Regions from separate parts of the Mus musculus genome. Here region 1 is linked to region 2. A link is a loop called in an ENCODE intact Hi-C map of the cell type or tissue named here. Cell type or tissue: left cerebral cortex. All regions are shown on one strand. Each heading gives the region's core, and the rest is flanking DNA. Links, peaks and the distances in the headings are about the cores only. Region 1 has its middle 42 kb from the start of Gm41189. Region 2 has its middle 41 kb from the start of Adam28.

Region 1 (8,336 bases), core at 82-8,081, 700 kb before region 2:
CAGGTGGGCTCAGGATGAAGCCCACGATCTCAGAAAGCCCCAGGTGAAAAATTTCACCATGTTACCAAGGCAACCAGTCACACCCCTCAATGGCTGGAGTATGTTGAATGTTCACGTGCATGGTTCAGTGGTGGATGGGATTTCATCTTCCCCACTGGTAAAGGATGAATGATGAGCCTTGAGAAACCGAGGTATTTTGTTACATGTGGTTTTCTCTATCAGCATGAAACTCATTAAAGAGAAGCACACGGTTAATGGACCCCAGGCTGTGCTAAGCCCTCTCCTTGAGAAAGAGCTCCAGAGGGATTCTCGCAAAGGCGCGTTTCAGGCACATTTTTTTTTTTAAAAGGTAATTTGAAACATGGTTTTATAATTTGTAAAATAATGAGATCATGATTATGTTCCAAACCAATGATTCTTAAGAGTGATTTCAATGGATTGGCTTACTGCTATTTTATAGAACTGAGACCATCATCTTTAGGTGGAGTGATGGGTGCCACTAGACTGCCAGAAAGGGAGAAAGACAGAGACGGAGACAGAGAGATATTAGGGGTTAGGCAATAACCGTAAGCATCCCTTCATCTTAGCCTGATTTCGAGGTGACAGGTCCAGCTACCCTGAGGTATGTGCCGGCCCCACCCGCCATGTTGTCTTGGAGTCTGTTCCCATTCTCTTTGGTTACCTGTGCTCAAAGTCTCTGCCTCTTTCCTTTCCCCAAGCCTGGGAGTGAGGGCGGGGCAATGCTCTGCTGTCTCCACTGCAGAATTGGCAAGCACTTCTGTCAGCAGGAGAGTGCCAGTCCTTAGCTGTAGAAACCTTCAGATAACCTGACTCACGTCCTACAGGGTGTCATCCTGTCCTGGGGCAAATCGATTTCAATTGTCATTGACTTGAACTGTATTGTAAGATGACCTTGAAATAGCCACAGAAGCCAGTCTTTCCTGCCACCTGCCTGAAGACAACAAACCAAAGGGCAGAGTACTTTAGGGCAGGGTGGGGATGGGGTGGGGGGTGGGGATATGGTTGGGAGGAAGTGGGAGGGAGCATGCTCCAAGTTTAACCTTTTCTAGCTCAGGTCTCCCATCTTGCTCCTGGGTTGAGAGTCCATTGTTTCCAGGGTAGAGTATACTGTTTGTGAATATGGTATCTGAGTGGGGACAGCTGAGTGGCTCAGCTGCCCACCGACCACACTTACCTTTTGTTAAGTCTCAGTGTATTCAAAACATTGTACTCCTACTCGCTGTGACCATCCTGGGTTGTCAGAGTCTCCAAGGACTAGTAAAACCAAAGTCCCCGCCCACATATTTAATGAGTTCATTATCCCCCAAATGAGCTTTAGAGTCACCTCAAACCAGGAGCTTAGCAAGCCATTAACTGACATACTGGAATTGCCACCCTTTCCTGGTAAAACCAAGTGTAAGTGGTTGGTGAAGGGTGAAGGTCGTGGGGTGAAGGGTGAAGAGTTGAGTTATCTGTTTTTTTTTTTAAAGGTTTATTTATTTTATTATACATAAGTACACTGGTCTTCAGCCACACCAGAAGAGGGCGTCAGATCTCATTACAGATGGTTGTGAGCCACCATGTGGTTGCTGGGATTTGAACTCAGGACCTCTGGAAGAGCAGGCAGTACTCTTAACCATCTCTCCAGCCCTGGATTGTCTTTTTAGGTAAGAGGTTTATTGAAAGAGTCCGTAACAACAAAGATGGACAGACAGCAGCAGTGTTTGAACGTCTGAGGAGGTTCAGGTACACATGGCAGAGTGGGATTTCCTTCTTTGGGGTATCAGAAGAAGTGGGGGAGGCTCTATGCCCTCTGAGACTGACAGGTTCTATAGCATATGTTTGCAGTCCCAGTGCCTCAGGCTCATCCACTCATTTCTGGATGGCCAGAGGAAAGAGAGGGAATCCATTAGTCTGGAGCCAGTATGTAAAATCGTTTTTGGGGGTGAGGAGAGCAAGAATCTGGAAAGACAAGCTCATGGAGGAAGGTTACTAGATGGAGTGACCCTGGCTGACCACTGGCATGGGAAAGTATTGTTATGTGCACCTGGGGGGGGGGGGGATGAGTTGCATATTGTTTTATTAATTTCAATTTTTTTTATTTTTAATCTTTTGTGTGTAAGGGTGTTTTGCTTCCATGTATGCCTGTTCACCATTTGTGCCCACAGAAGCCCAAAGAGGATGCTAGATCTCCCGTAACTGGAGTTCCAGGTAGTTGTGAGCTGTCCTGCGGAAGCTGGGAGTGGAACCCCGGTCCTCAAGAAGAGTAGCCAGTGCTCTCAATGGCTTAGCCATCTCTCCAACTCATGGTGCATATAGATGCTAGGGAACTTCTTACGTTGCATAAGTATTATCACCTGAGGCTGTCAATCACCACATAGCTGTTTCTATTCCATCCACACTCTCACCCTAGCTGCACTCACCATCTCCCTCGCTCTGTTAACTCCAGACCTCCTTAGCTCTTTGAGAACCTGCCTTTGCATTGTAAGGCAAAGGCAACACAGTCTCTTATCAGAGAACGGGGTGGGGGGGGGTTACAGAGGGCGAATGTTTAGCTGAAATGATCCTCAGAGAGTCAAGAACACAGAAGACTCAGGTGTCAGTCCCTCCCGTCCCTCTCAGACTTCATCCACACCAGAAATCTAAAGTAAGGCACGTGGGTGGAGGGGACCAGAAGTCACGTGACCAGATCATTGGTTCCTGAGACACAAGACAGAATCCAGTCTCATCTTCTAAGGTGACAGTTAGCTACCTGGAGGAGCCTTACTGTAGGTGCTTATTATGTGCATAGCAGTTAACTGACTTTCTATCCATGTGGAGTTTGTCATATATATCTTAATAACCATTGTCGATCCTGGAAAATTATGTATCATCAGGTGTGTGATGGTCTCAGTTACCTCGAAGTCACAATAGACAGCTGTTTCAGCAAGCTGTAAAACCTGTGTGTCTAGGATGTCACTTAGCTGGTGTCTTTTCTTCTTTATTTTGAACATTCATCTCAAGGTGTAATGTAAGGGAAAAGCCTGCCTAAATCCACCAACATTTTTTTTCTGTCAGTCTAGTTTAGGAGGACCTAAGATGTTGTCTAAGTGAAGAGACACCATGATCACAGCTCTTATGAAGGAAAACATTTAACTGGGGCTGGCTTACAGTTTCAGAGGTTTAGTCCATTTTAGTCATGGTAGATATTGGTATTGAAGGAACCAAGAGTCCTATATCTTGATCCACAGACAGCAATAGGAGATTGCCACACTAGGCATAGCTTGAGCATAGGAGAACTCAAAGCTCGCCCTTCTAGTGACACACTTCCTCTAACAAGGCCACACCTACTCTAACAAGTCCATACCTATATCTCCTAATAGTTCCACTTCCTATGGGACAATCATTCAAACACATGAGTCTATGGTGGCCGTCCCTATTCAAACTACTGCAGATGTCATCTCTGTCTCTATATAACGTGTACAACCTTTAAGGGTTGTACTTCTCAATAAAACCCCAATAAAAACTTCCTGATGACAGAGTCAAAAGTGTTTCCACATCAAACTTGGAAAAGCACCCTAAATATACCTTACCCCACCGGAGCAGGTACCTCTGCGGAGGTAGGTATTACATACATTTTTGAATATGAAGACTTTCTTCCTGAATATGCAGACTTAGAGAGACCTCAGCATCTTGCAGTGGCGCCATTTGACCACAAGGTGGCAGAACCCTCCAAACATATGAACTGGAAAGCTATTTAGGCCATTTGCTCTAATCCCACGCATTACCCACGGACATGGGTAATTTTTCGGCTCTCATTCTGTGGGCACTGTCATTGGCTATAGTAAGAATTAGCCTACGATCAAATGCTCAAATAAAGCCAAACTCTGAGATTCTCACCCTTTTATTTTCTGCCTGATGCTTCGCTTCCTTCTTAACAGGACAAGGGGGAGGGAGACACAAGCCCGAGCATCCCAGAAGGGGCTAGAACATTCGGCTCTGCCGTGATGAGTTAGTTTGACAAGCTAAATGATGATCCAACAGGAATGGGGGCATATTAATATCGTTGTTTCCATTTTGGGCCTTTTCTTGCAGGTTGTAAGATACAGTACTCTGCAGCAGCGCCTACACGGGGCTATCACAGAGCCCTGCTATTTTAATCGGCCTAATTGGGTTTCTCATCTCTGTTAGGAGAGCTGGAAGGTGTGGGAAGATGAAAGAGGCGTGGAAAGACACTTAATTGGCTCTGTGTTCCATATATCTTTATGTAACCGCGAGGAGATCTTATATAAAGAACGCGTAGAGGGAGAAGAGGGAAGTGGGGGTACAGCTGATGGACGGACACTCTCTAGGCACCCAGCTTGCATGAACATTTCAGCCAGCAGTGACAGAGCAGAGAAACCTGCCTCAGAAGGCGCTTGTCTCCTATCTCTCAGATGATTCGCGTTGCTTCTACTTGTAGAGATTTTGCCACACAAGGTTAAGTAAATCTTGGCAAGACATCACGATCATAGCAGAAAACATTCCCAGTTAGTGTGAAAATAAGAAAGCAAAGCCATATGGATTCAGGACGTGTGTGTGTGTGTGTGTGTGTGTGTGTGTGTGTTTATAGGACAGAGGTTGACATTACGCATCTTCCTTTGTTCTCTCCTACTTTGCTTTTTAAAGACAGGCTTTCTCAAAGAGACCCTGAAGCTCCCAGATTGGGCTTGATTGGCTAGCCAGCAAGCCCAAGGACTCTCATGTCTTCTGTGTGTCTCTAGTGCTAGGATTACAGGTGTCTGCTAGCATTCCTAGCTTTTAAATGTGGGTTCTAGGCATTCAAATTCAGGTCCTGTGATATATGATCCCGGGATAAGCAGCACTTCACCAATAGAGATATCCCCCAGGCTCAAGGGCTTTCTTGAATATTCTGCAGATATGCTACGCTGTGTCTGAAAGCTCTTTGACCCAAGCTTTAGGAATTACTTGTTTCCCATTAACCACTTTGCCTCTGATGAATTATTGAAACAGTGCCTCGTTTAAAGAAAGCAGAATTTGCGTCTTTTCTCCCCCAGGTATTAATCTAAGGCCACCAGGAGCTCTTGGCCTAATCAAAGCTCACCAAGGTCCTGCTGCTTGCAGGCTGGGGGCGGCTTGAGAGCCCTGGGTTCAGGGGAGGTGCTGGGACAGCCTTGGCTCAGCCAGGTGCTGCACTGCAGAGCTCGCTGCAGTCAAGCCTGCAGCAGGCCAGCCAGTTCAGCCCTGTTAAAGTCACAGCGCTGACTTATCTGTTTTACTGGCCACACCCAGGATGCTACTAATGGTTGAAGAGCCAGCTTCCTTTGGGGCTCCACTAGTCAGTCCAAGCTCCAGGGCTGTAGTCTGAGGAGGGGGAGGGAGAGATTTTTAGATTATATTTCTTAACAGCATTGTTACACTATCCTGGCTGCTGAAAACTCAGCCTTATTTCCAGGGTAAAATTCTTCTTATATTCTCACCTATGTAGCCAAGCCCATTTTAACTTGTGTGGGGACCCCTAGAAAGAGTTATTCTTCCTGAGTTAGTGACCACAGGGCCCAGAAAAGGGAGCAGGGTCTCGCCATTCATTGCCAAGTTGCTTGGCAGGAAGTTCCTTTTATAATTCCCACATTCATCTCACCTGTACCTAAGCTAGACCATTGGACAGACCTGGTCACAGAGAAGAAACACAGGGACCAACAGAACTCTTTTTTCTCCATGTGGTATTTAAAGGATGCAGAGGTCCAGTGTTTTCTTCCTCAGTAGGGGGATAGATCACTGGTAGCATATTTATATAAGACAATAGAACACAATCATCAAAAAGGCTCTCTGTTTTACTTTTTTATTGAGAATCTCATATTCATATACAAGGAAACATGATCATACACACCCCTCTACGTCTCCCCTTCAACTCTCTATATCCCCCCACCCCCAACACTGCCTCTCCCATCTTCCCGTCTTCTTTTCTCTTGGTGTGTCATAACCCACTAATTCTGATTGGTGTTGTGCATATGTGCCTGGGAACCCACAGTGGCCACACCCTCAGGGAAGAATGATATCCCCCTCCCTCAGCACCTACCAACTGTCACTAGCTCTGCAGCAAGGGGTGGGGCGTAGATAGTCCCGAGCCCTGAATCTGCTCCTTTCCCAGTACACAGCCGTAATGAACTGTCATCTTTTTTTGTTTGTTTGCTTTGTTTTCTGAGACAGGGCTTCTTTGTGTAGCTTTGGCTTGTCCTGGAACTCACTCTGTAGATCAGGCTGTCCTTGAACTCATAGAGATCTGCCTGCCTCTGCCTCCCGAGTGCTGGGATTAAAGGGGTGTGCCACCACTACCTGGATGAACTTTCATCTTTTCACTCAAGAGTCTTCTCTTGGCATATTCACTTTTTTTCTTGTGTGTTGAGGAAACTATTAGGTAAGATAGAGTTAATTTTATCATAAGCACTGAGGTACTGTGACAGTTGGATAACTCGTGTGTACTAGCCCATCAGGAGGGTAGAATATACAGTGCATATACCCTGGAACAGGATGATGATTTATGTCCTGGGCAGGTTAGGGCAGTATGTCTTGAGATTCCCCTGCGATATTCAGAATGTTGTGCAATTGAAAACTTAAGGAGTAGGTTACTTCTGGAATTTTCCATTTGATATATTCAGACTGCCATGATCACAGACTGAAACACAGAAAGCAAAAATACATATAGAAGCCTGGATTTTAGGCCCTCCGGTTTATTTATTAATTTACAGCCTGCCCTTAAGGCAATCAAACAGATTCTTTCATAGACACAGAACACACAGGAAAGGCAGGTGTTGAATAATGCAGGCAGAGGAAAGGGCACAGGCAAAGTGGAACAGGTGAAAAAGGCCTGGCATAAAACATTCTTGCCAAGAGAGGAAGGGAGGAATGCTTCCAGGACCAGGGTTTATGGATAGCTTTAAAGGTGTGGCAGGGAGCAGGAAAGACTGCAGGGCTACCTGCTACAGCCTTCTGCGGAGCAGTGTGTTTAACTTCTTGTAGCAGGCTTAAGAGGGTGCAGCTCATAGTAACCCAGACTTTAGGCCCTCTCTCTGGTTAAGGCTATGTGCTGATGGAAAATCCAAATATAGCTAGGAACATCAACAGCCCTTTGGTGATCTACCCTTGTCCACAGCCCTATGGGCAGGCCCGGCAGAGATGTGAGGTGCCAGCCTTGTAGATCTACAGTAGCAGTCAGCACTTGTGTCCCACAGTCTGGGTGTGAGGGCCTGTGTAGAGGATGGCTTTGCCTCATCACAGTAACTGATCAGCTCTTCAGGAGGAACTAGTATCAACTCCATTTTGCAGGTGAGGTAAATATGATCGGAAAGTCAAAGCAGTTGTTCAAGGTCATTGAGCTAATATGTACTATACTTGGATGTGAACCCAGCAGTCTGGCAACAGACCAGAGTCTACCGAAATGAGAGCCAGTCTGACTCCACACACAGAAGCAGACTTTGAGGTAGAAGAAAGCGAAGGCCGGGAGAAATGACGGTACCGTGAGAGGCCAAGAAGGGGATTTAAAAAAAATATAGAAAGATAAAGTCAGCACTTTGCCTGTTTCCAGGAATGTGAGCCTTTATGTCAGGCAAGTTCAAAGTCCCAAGGGAGGGCTCAAAGTACATACATACCTTATATATTCAGATGTCAGCATGCAGGGCTGGGTTATCTACCATGACTTTATCCATTTTTTTTTTATATTTCAATTTTATCTCCATTCATTTGTGCACTTGCTCATTCTTGTGCATGCATTGGTTCACACAAACTCTCAGCGCTTACTCCATGCCAAGTCCTCTGCTGACTCGGACATTGCAGACATTGCCAATGGAAGCATAGTTCGCTTTCTTTTTCTTTTTTATTGGATACTTTCTTTATTTACATTTCAAATGTTATTCCCTTTCCCAGTTTGCTACCCACTGGGAAACACCCTATTACATCCTCCCTCACCCTGTTTCTATGAGGGTGTCCTCCACCCACTCACCCACCCACTCCTGCCTTCCCGCCCTCGATTCCCCTACACTGGGGCGTCTATTGAGCCTTCATAGGACCTCTCCTTCCATTGATGCATAACGATGCCATCCTTTGCTACATATGCAGCTGAAGCCATGTGCTTAGCCCCTGGGAGTTCTGGGGGGGAGAGGGCTGGTTGATATTGTTGTTCCTATTTGGTTGCAAGCATAGTTTTTAATGCCTTGGTTTTCCTCTGTAAATAAATACTTCAACCACTCCTCTTCACTTGATGAGCCTTAATAGTGTCATCCTGCCTCTACCCTGACCCTGAAAACAAGCATAATTAATAAGGGGGATATGTTCTGATGAAAAGCCCACTTCCCATCTTG
Region 2 (8,336 bases), core at 138-8,137:
CCAAGTCCCCTCTCACATGGCTTCTCCCCTCACATGGCCACTCCTCTCACCTCTGAGAAGAGGGAGGTTCCTACTGGTAACTAACTCACCTGGGTGCCTCAAGTCACTGCAGCCCTAGGCACATCCTCTCCCACTGAGGCCAGACAAGGAAGCCCAGTTAGGGGAATAGGATCCACAGAGTCAAGGTAAGTCCTGCTCCAGTTGTTGCGGAACCTACATGAAAACCAAACTGCACATCTGCTACGTATGTGCAGGGAACCTAGATCCAGCCCTTGAATGTTGATTGTTTGGTGGTTCAGTCTTTGGGAACTCCCAAGACTATAGGTTAGTTGACTATAATAGTCTTCTTGTAGAGTTCCTTTCCATTCTGGGTCGATTCTCCCCCCAACTCTTCCACAGACTTCCAAAGCTCCATTTAATATTCACCTGTGGGTCTTGCATCTGTTTCTATAGCTACAGGGTGGAGCCTCTCAAAGGACAGTTATGCTAGACTCCTGTCTGTGAGTCTGGGATGACAGATACAAACATAGCTTGAGGCTCCAAGGTAGTTGAAGGAGGAAGACAGACCTGTAATTCGTCCCTATTAATCCTCTGAGAACAGCTTGGAACATCCCTCCCCCCAGATTGGCAGAGGTTGCTAGCATATTCATTTATGCCCATCTCACACAGGGCACCTGTATATCCAGGCCAGAAGTGATGAATATAGCTGTCAATAGCGTCTTCACATGTTGTGTCATTGTGACAAGGCTTTGACTAACAAAGTCTCAGCATGTCCTTATAAATCCACTACCTGTGCAGTCACAGTCGTAGCTGTTTCTCCCACCCACAGACCTCCATGTGAAACGTGACTGATTGGCATACTCGTCAAAGTTGAGTTCACAGTGGTCTCCAAGGAATCCCAGTACATAGTTAAGAAGGGTCCAAGGGAGAGTGTGAATCTCACTCAGAAGGTGAAATAAAGTTGTCATCTGAAGTGGATGTAGGGAGATAACTGAATGGGAGAGGGGATGTAAAGAGGAATGGATGGGGAAGGGGATAAGATGCAGGTAGGACAGGAGAGTGAACAGAAATGGGGGATGGTGGGTAGGGAGCATTTCTAGGATGCACCAAAGACCTTGGATGGGGGAGGCTCTGGGAGTCTATGAGGGTGACTCTAGGTGAGACTCTTAGCAGTGGCCTAACCACAGGGACACATGTGAGCACCTCCTACTGCCGATTTGTTCCTCAGTTGGGAGCACAGTGCTTTCCCGAAGCAAGTCAGGAACTAACTGAGCGGATGTCAGCGAAAGTCCGGAGCTGACTTGCGTGAACACCTTCATGTCCTCAGCACTTCCTAGTGCTGAGCTGGAAGGAAACAGGGTGGGCAGAGCAGTGTTTCCTGTTCTCAGTCCACTCCCATCCAGAGCCAGAGGCCTGTGAGTGAGCCAGGGCATGGAAGAAAAACTGTAACCATGGCAACCCAAGCTGAGCAAGCCAGTTAAATTGACTAGTCATCTGGGAAAGGGCTTTTTAGCGTTCCCTCGCTAAGTACAATAGAGCTATGGTTCTGTCACATGGATGAATTTGCTTCCATTTGCTTCTTATATGCCTAGATGGGCTTTGTCCCTGAAGATGGCACATGGATGGGAACAGGGGAATGGACTTCTTTTAAAGTTGCCTTTACATCTTACTCTTGAAAGGTTGGATTTCACTTCTTGGGTGGTTGGTACCTGGTAACTGACACTATCTATCCAGGGTAATGCTGAGCTGACTGAGAGTGCCCAGTGCCTTAGTCATGTGTACCTGGAAGGGAGAGAGTACTCACAAAATAAACTCACCCACATTTGAATATATTATATAAGCTCTTCCAACTCTATAGCTATGGTTAAAACAGAACTATCTTCCAAATACTATATGCTCATAGATTAAAACTTAAATGATAACAAATATAATCTCCCATTTTTTTCCCCTGTTAAAAATGAGTGGCCATGTTTTTTTCTTGGATCATCATCTAAGGGATGAGATGAATGAGTTTGAGCACAAGCTAGTCCGTGTCTGCATACTCTTTCTTTGACTCACCAGGAGAGTTCATAGTTCCAACGCCTCTGCACACATAACCCCACACCGCCAGGCCCTTCCCTGTTCTGCCTTTATTAAATGGCTTTACCAACCTTTGGGCCTTACTGTCCAGTCAAAGCCTTCAAGGGTCTTGCCACATTGTCCTTTCTCTGTCTCAGGTAAAGTCTGCCATTCTCTGCCCTCTGCACAACTGTAGAATCCCAAACAGCTGGATCTCAGCACTTGGGTGTCCTTCAGGATCATCTAGTGTGCTGTGTTAGTATGTTGTGTATGTTGGGATGGACTTCATGGCTTTGTTTCAACTCCTTGGTTTGCTCTGCCGACATCTGGCATCACACTGATTGTTGGCACAGGTGTCTATACACTCACACAGTATCAAAAGAGTGAGCAAGGAGGGGGGCTTTGAGAGTTTGTTCTTGTGCTTCATTGTCTGTGAAATCAATTTACTAAAGAATAATAGAAAAAAAAATCAGATTGAAGTAATGGTGGGCAAATTTATATGAAGCATTTTAATTGAGTCTTAAGTAAAAACAGAATAAAACAAAACAAATAAAAACCAGTGATAACCAGGCCAGTTCCTGCTTTCCATGATGCTTTAGTGATCTCCAAAGAGGTATCAGGACCTTTGGGAGAAACCAGTACAAACCAACAGTCAGCTTCTGGAGACCCAAGCCACTATGGTTCCATTGTCCTTTGCCAGAGAGAGACAGAGAGAGGGAGAGGGAGAGACAGAGAGGGAGACAGAGACAGAGGAACAGACAGAGAAAGCCTGGTGGATCAATGAATAGCTTTAACAGCCATTCATTTCAATGTTTTCCTTTTAAGAATTAATGATCTTTGGGTCAGTAAGAACCAATAGCTTCTTTTGTTAAGAGCTTAGGCCTCATCCAACTGGATCCTGGTAGATTAGAGATAAGATAAAACTCCAGAAATCATTCCTCTGATAAGCAGCCATAACCCCTAAAATTGTCCATAACATAGACTCTTATGTAAGGATGGAAACATGTGCGCTAAGGATATGAATGCTTGGATTACCAAGAAAATAAAAGGGAAGAAAAAAACCTATGCCTTCACTGCTCAGAGGCTGGCGATCTGTTTAAATTTGAAAATTCATCAGCATTCTCACAGAATAAATATCTTATTGAAAACTATTATTCTAAAGGACTGAAGATATAGCTCGGGTTAAAAGTGCTTGTAGCTTTTGTGGAGAACCAAGTTTTGAGAACTCATGTCCAGGGTTCACAACTGGCTGTATCTCCCCCTCCCGGGATTGACGTCTTCTGACCTTATCTGGCATCTACACTCATGTGCACATACCCCAGACCCGGACTCAGACACATACACATAAGTAAAATTAAAAACTAGTCCTTAAAAAATAGAAATATTAATCAAGGGCTAAGGACCGTCACCTTTGAAGCACTGGGTTCAATCACCATTGAGATTAAACTGGTGTGACGGCGTGCTCCTGGGTTCCTCCAGTGCCCTGGAGGTGGAGGTGGGAGGAGATAGAAGCCTGAGATCTAAAAGTGATTTAGAAAACTTTTGTGTATCGTTCCCTCTTCAAAACTAGCATGTTTTAGAATAATTTGTCAGGCTCCTGCACTCTGTTGATTACAGAGAGGAAACCACTAGGGGGCAGTAAAGGTACTGCTCTCAATCCGTACCAACAAGGAAGATGCTGTGGTTGCCCTTGTCATTTTAGAGGAAGTGGGTGGGAAGCCCAAGGTCTGGGAAAATGACCATAATAACAGTACCTAGTGTTTACATAGCACCTTTCTTCAATTAGCTCAGCGTGTTTGGATTTGATTATTCAGCTGGGAGCTTCCAGTTGTGGGAAATGAAGCACAAGGCAAACACGTGGCCTAGGTGGGACAGAGTGGAAGACTAACTCTTACTCATTCCAAATGCCCATTCATTATTCTTACTCAGAAACGCTGATGCGCGATCCTTCCTGGTCATTTCCTTAGAGACAATAAGCTGAGAGGTCAAGAGTCCTGAACTGAAATGAGTTAAGTTGAAAGATTCAACCAATGGGGGGAAGGAATCCCATGACTCAGAGCCAAGAGAAAACTAAAATAGAACTGTATAAATTGTGTGTCTGCCTATAAGTTGTCATGCTGAACATATCACTTTCCAATGAAGAACATTTTTAAAAATATAATAATGCTTGTAATTTTTGAACTAATTTTTATTTTTTAAGGAATTCCCTTCTAAACTGAGCCCCATCCACCCAAAATAAAATTAACAAAAATTGAACTTGCATTTTGAAAGCTAAATAAATCTTTATCACACAAGGAAAATGCTATGTGCCAGAATAGTTTAGTAGAGAAACATTGTGACAGGCAACCCCAAATCGATGAATGAACAGATAGATCAGTGCCTGAGTCACAGGGGGCATTGTGCCTAGTGAGTGCATCCAGTGTGAGCCTTTGCAAGGAGTGATGTGTGATACATGATTAAGATGCCTCCCCACTTAGGGGATCATTTTCTGTGCTAGCCGTGTGCTCCTATAATATGAAACAGCTACCAACAGTTAGGAAGCAAGGATCGGTTTTGGCTCACAGGTGCGGGGCAGCAGGCAGAGGCAGGTGGATGACCACAATCGGGAAGCAGAAAAGTTTAAGTTAGTACTCAGCTCACTTTCTCTTCTTACTCAATCTGGGTCCCCAGCTAGTGGACAGAGGATGCCCACATTTAAAGAGGGTCGTCCCACCTCAACCTAATCTAGAAACCCCTGTCAGAGGCAATGGCTGAAATGTCTTTGGGCCCCAACAGGCCCCAACTTGGGATTCAGGTTGGCCTTGAACTCACAAGAAACCTATCTGTTCCTGCCGTTGTCTCCCAAGTATTGAGATCAAAAGCCTAGAATTATTCATTTATCTATGTATCCTTGAAAATACTTATATCAATTCCCATTTCTTTGGAATTTCTTTGGAGTAGCCTGAGGAAATTAAGGTCCAGTGACAGGCCCAAAGTGGGATCCAGCTCAAGGGGAGGTCCCAAGGCCTGACACTGTTACTGAGGCTATGGAGTGCTCACAAAAAGGGACCTAGCATGTCTGCCCTCTGAAAGACCCAACAAGCAGCTGAAAGAGTCAGATGCAGTTATTTGCACCCAACCAATGGACAGAAGCAGCTGACCCCTGTGGTTGAATTAGGGAAGGCTGAAAGAAGCTGAGGAGAAGGGAGATTCTGTAGGAGGACCAGCAGTCTCAATTAATCTGGACCCCTGAGATCTTTCAAACACTGGACCACCAGACAGCATACACCAGCTGAAATGAGGCCCCAAACACACATACAGTAGAGGACTTCCAGGTCTATGTTCATTCAGAGATGAAGCACCTTGTGAGGAGCGGGTGTGGCAGCAGTCCCAAAGGCGCCAGGGACTGCAGCTAAGTCGTATGACTTGCACCTAACTTCCTCATATAAGCCACAAACATCTTGAGAGCTGCGCAGGTGTACCAGGATACTGGTGAATCCATTTTGATGGAGATATGCCCCTGCTGCTCTGATTAGCTGAAGCTGCATGCCTGGTGAGGTGGCGTGGCCTGCTGTGCGTGGATGGGAACTGAGAGTATAAAAGAGTGAGAGGCCCAGGGTTCGGGGGAGATATAAACAAGGGAGATATAAACAAGGGAGATATAGAGAAAGAAGAAACAGGACTGAATAAACGTGTGCAGAAGGATCCTGTTGCAGCGTCGTTCTTCCTGGCCAGTTGAGTGCGCGCAAGAGCACCTAACCCTCAAAAGACTGGAGGCCCCAGGGAGTTTAGGGGTCAGGTGAGGTGGAGGGTGGGGGCATCCACATGGAGATGGGGTGGAGTGGGGAGGAGGTATGGGATGTGGAGCAGTCGGAGGGCAGGTGGGGAGGGGCGGGGAATGGAATATGGATTGTAAAAAATGAATTACAAATATAATTAAATTAAAAAATAAAACACCTCTATTAATTCCCATTTCTTTTTCCCTTCTTTGGAAATCAATATCTCTGTGGATAAATATACCTATACCCCCTTTCTCTTTATATATAATTGAGAATACTTTTCTATATTCAACTTCATTCAAATTCCTTTTCATTTATGGTACAAGCGTATTCCCAAGTCATCATGTATCTGCTGAGTCTTATGGCTTGGACCATGTGCTGTGCGCCAGGCTGGGCAATTACCAGTTCTCACCTGACAGATGGCATTATGTTATAGAGACTCGTGGTTCACACTCTACAGCACACTCCCTCACAATCAACTCAGAGTCAGAAGACAGAAGTGCCACTGTGTGGACATCTCATTACCACCCAAACATGACTTCAATCAACAGTTCACAATCCCTAGATTCTAGACTCTTTCCTGTCGACAATATTAGCCATCACACCTGTTAATAAAGTCTGCAGTCTCCTCCTCTTCCTCCTCCTCTTCTTCCTCCTCTTCCTCCCCCTCTTCTTTTTCTTTGTGCTATGTTTCTTCCACTTTACAACTGGGATGTTGGAAAGTGGCTTCCTCTTTATACACTTAACCCTAAGTGTACTGGCTAGTTTTGTGTCAACTTGACACAGGCTGGAGTTATCACAGAGAAAGGAGCTTCAGTTAGGGAAGTGCATCCATGAGATTCAGCTGTAAGGCATTTTCTCAATTAGTGATCAAGGGGGAAAGGCCCCTTGTGAGTGGGACCATCTCTGGGCTGGTAGTCTTGGATTCTATAAGAGAGCAGGCTGAGCAAGCCAGGGGAAGCAAGCCAGTAAAGAACATCCCTCCATGGCCTCTGCATCAGCTCCTGCTTCCTGAACTGCTTGAGTTTCAGTCCTGACTCCCTTGGTGATGAACAGCAATGTGGAAGTATAAGCTGAATAAACCCTTTCCTCCCTAACTTGCTTCTTGGTCGTGATGTTTGTACAGGAATAGAAACCCGGACTAAGACACTAATAGACTCACCATCTGATTTCACCAAATTCCTGCTCTTCTTTAAGTTTAGAAGGTAACTTTAATATAGTTTCTAAAGAGTTCACAGGCTCTTCATATTCTAAAGAGGGATTGTCCAAAAGTGGTAGACCATCTGAGTCCTAGGTGAACTGAGATTTGCTTTGTAAAAATGCATAAGTAAGAGACTCCATGTCCTAAAACAGGAACTGTGTGCTGTTCTTTATGAGCTAACTTCTCTCCTCCCCCATGTTCACTGAATTTCAGAAATACCAATGTTTGATTGGATTTTATTTTATTTATCTGGGTACTTACCTTAGACATCTGGTCTGATTTCCTAGAAAAGATAAAGACTGACTCCAACTTAAACTGGTAGTAACAACAATTGCTTCCTCCTTCCCTCCCTCTCTCCCTCCCTCCTTCCCTCCCTCAGTCCCTCCCTCCCTCCCCACACATTTTGTGTCTCTCCTTTCTCCTCACAGATGTATATGAAAAGTTTAACTTGGAGGAACAGCACTGCTATGAATGGGAGACCCTGGAAACTGAAGACAGAAGTGTTGCTGTCTAGGTATCTCATTACCATCCAAACATGACTTAAGTCAATAACTCACAAGTATTAATGCTGGACAACCAATCGGCAGCAAGCTAAAGTTGTTCATACACAATCAATAACAGGTACAAAACTTTTCATAATGGTCAACATACAGAGGTTTGCTATGAGTTTAAGGCTATTCTGGTCTACTTAGCAAGTTCCAGGGCAGCCAAGCAGTGAAAATCTTATCTCAAAAAAAAAGCATTTTCAAAAACGAAGTCTGTATAGAATATAAATAAGATGAATAAAGGTTATTTAAAGAGACTTGTAGGCGGGACATGTGGCCCAGTGGTCAGGTTAAAGCTACTGCTGCTTTTGCAGAAGACTCCAGTTTGGTTCCCAGGAACAAGGTCCAGTGGGAGAGGATGCCCAACAACCTGGTAACTCCAGTTCCAGAGCCTCTTCTGCCCTCCTCTGGCCTCTATGGGCAACTGCACTCATATGCACATACACCAACACAGACACACATTCAAATACACAATTCAAAATGCTTGAAAAGGGAGAGTCTTAGATGAGAGATTTGGATCTGTTACTGATTGTGTATGAACAGCTTTATCTTGCTGCCGATTGGTTGTCCAGCACTAACACCTGGGAGCTGTTGATTTCACTCATGTTTGGATGGTAAGGAGATGCCCACACAGCAACACTTCTGTCTTCAGTTGTCAGGGTCTCCCATTCATAGCAGTCCTGTTCTTCCAAGTTAAACTTTTCATATATGAGATTACAGGCACAGACCATCATGCATGGCTTCTGTGTGGATTTTTCTTAATTTTTAACACAC

Evidence for each region. Hi-C counts contacts between places; a loop is a spot of excess contacts. Peaks named below come from ENCODE experiments on the same cell type or tissue, not always from the same donor. Only the 100,000 strongest peaks of a DNase experiment are listed, where the experiment ranks them.
Region 1: it touches region 2 in a loop (3-fold over the local background); 4 of 42 quality-filtered maps call a loop at or near these places.

What each region holds. Positions count from the first base shown.
Region 1 is chr14:67,989,624-67,997,959 of GRCm38, forward strand. No RefSeq gene overlaps it. Among named protein-coding and RNA genes, the nearest start is that of Gm41189, 42 kb to the right of the region's middle. In left cerebral cortex, for the core only: a CTCF peak has its summit at 3,688 (motif pointing right); DNase peaks (open chromatin) are centred at 3,746 and 4,132; H3K4me3 peaks cover 348 bases; H3K27ac peaks cover 1,207 bases.
Region 2 is chr14:68,692,245-68,700,580 of GRCm38, forward strand. No RefSeq gene overlaps it. Among named protein-coding and RNA genes, the nearest start is that of Adam28, 41 kb to the left of the region's middle. In left cerebral cortex, for the core only: a CTCF peak has its summit at 3,688 (motif pointing right); DNase peaks (open chromatin) are centred at 1,435, 3,709 and 6,231.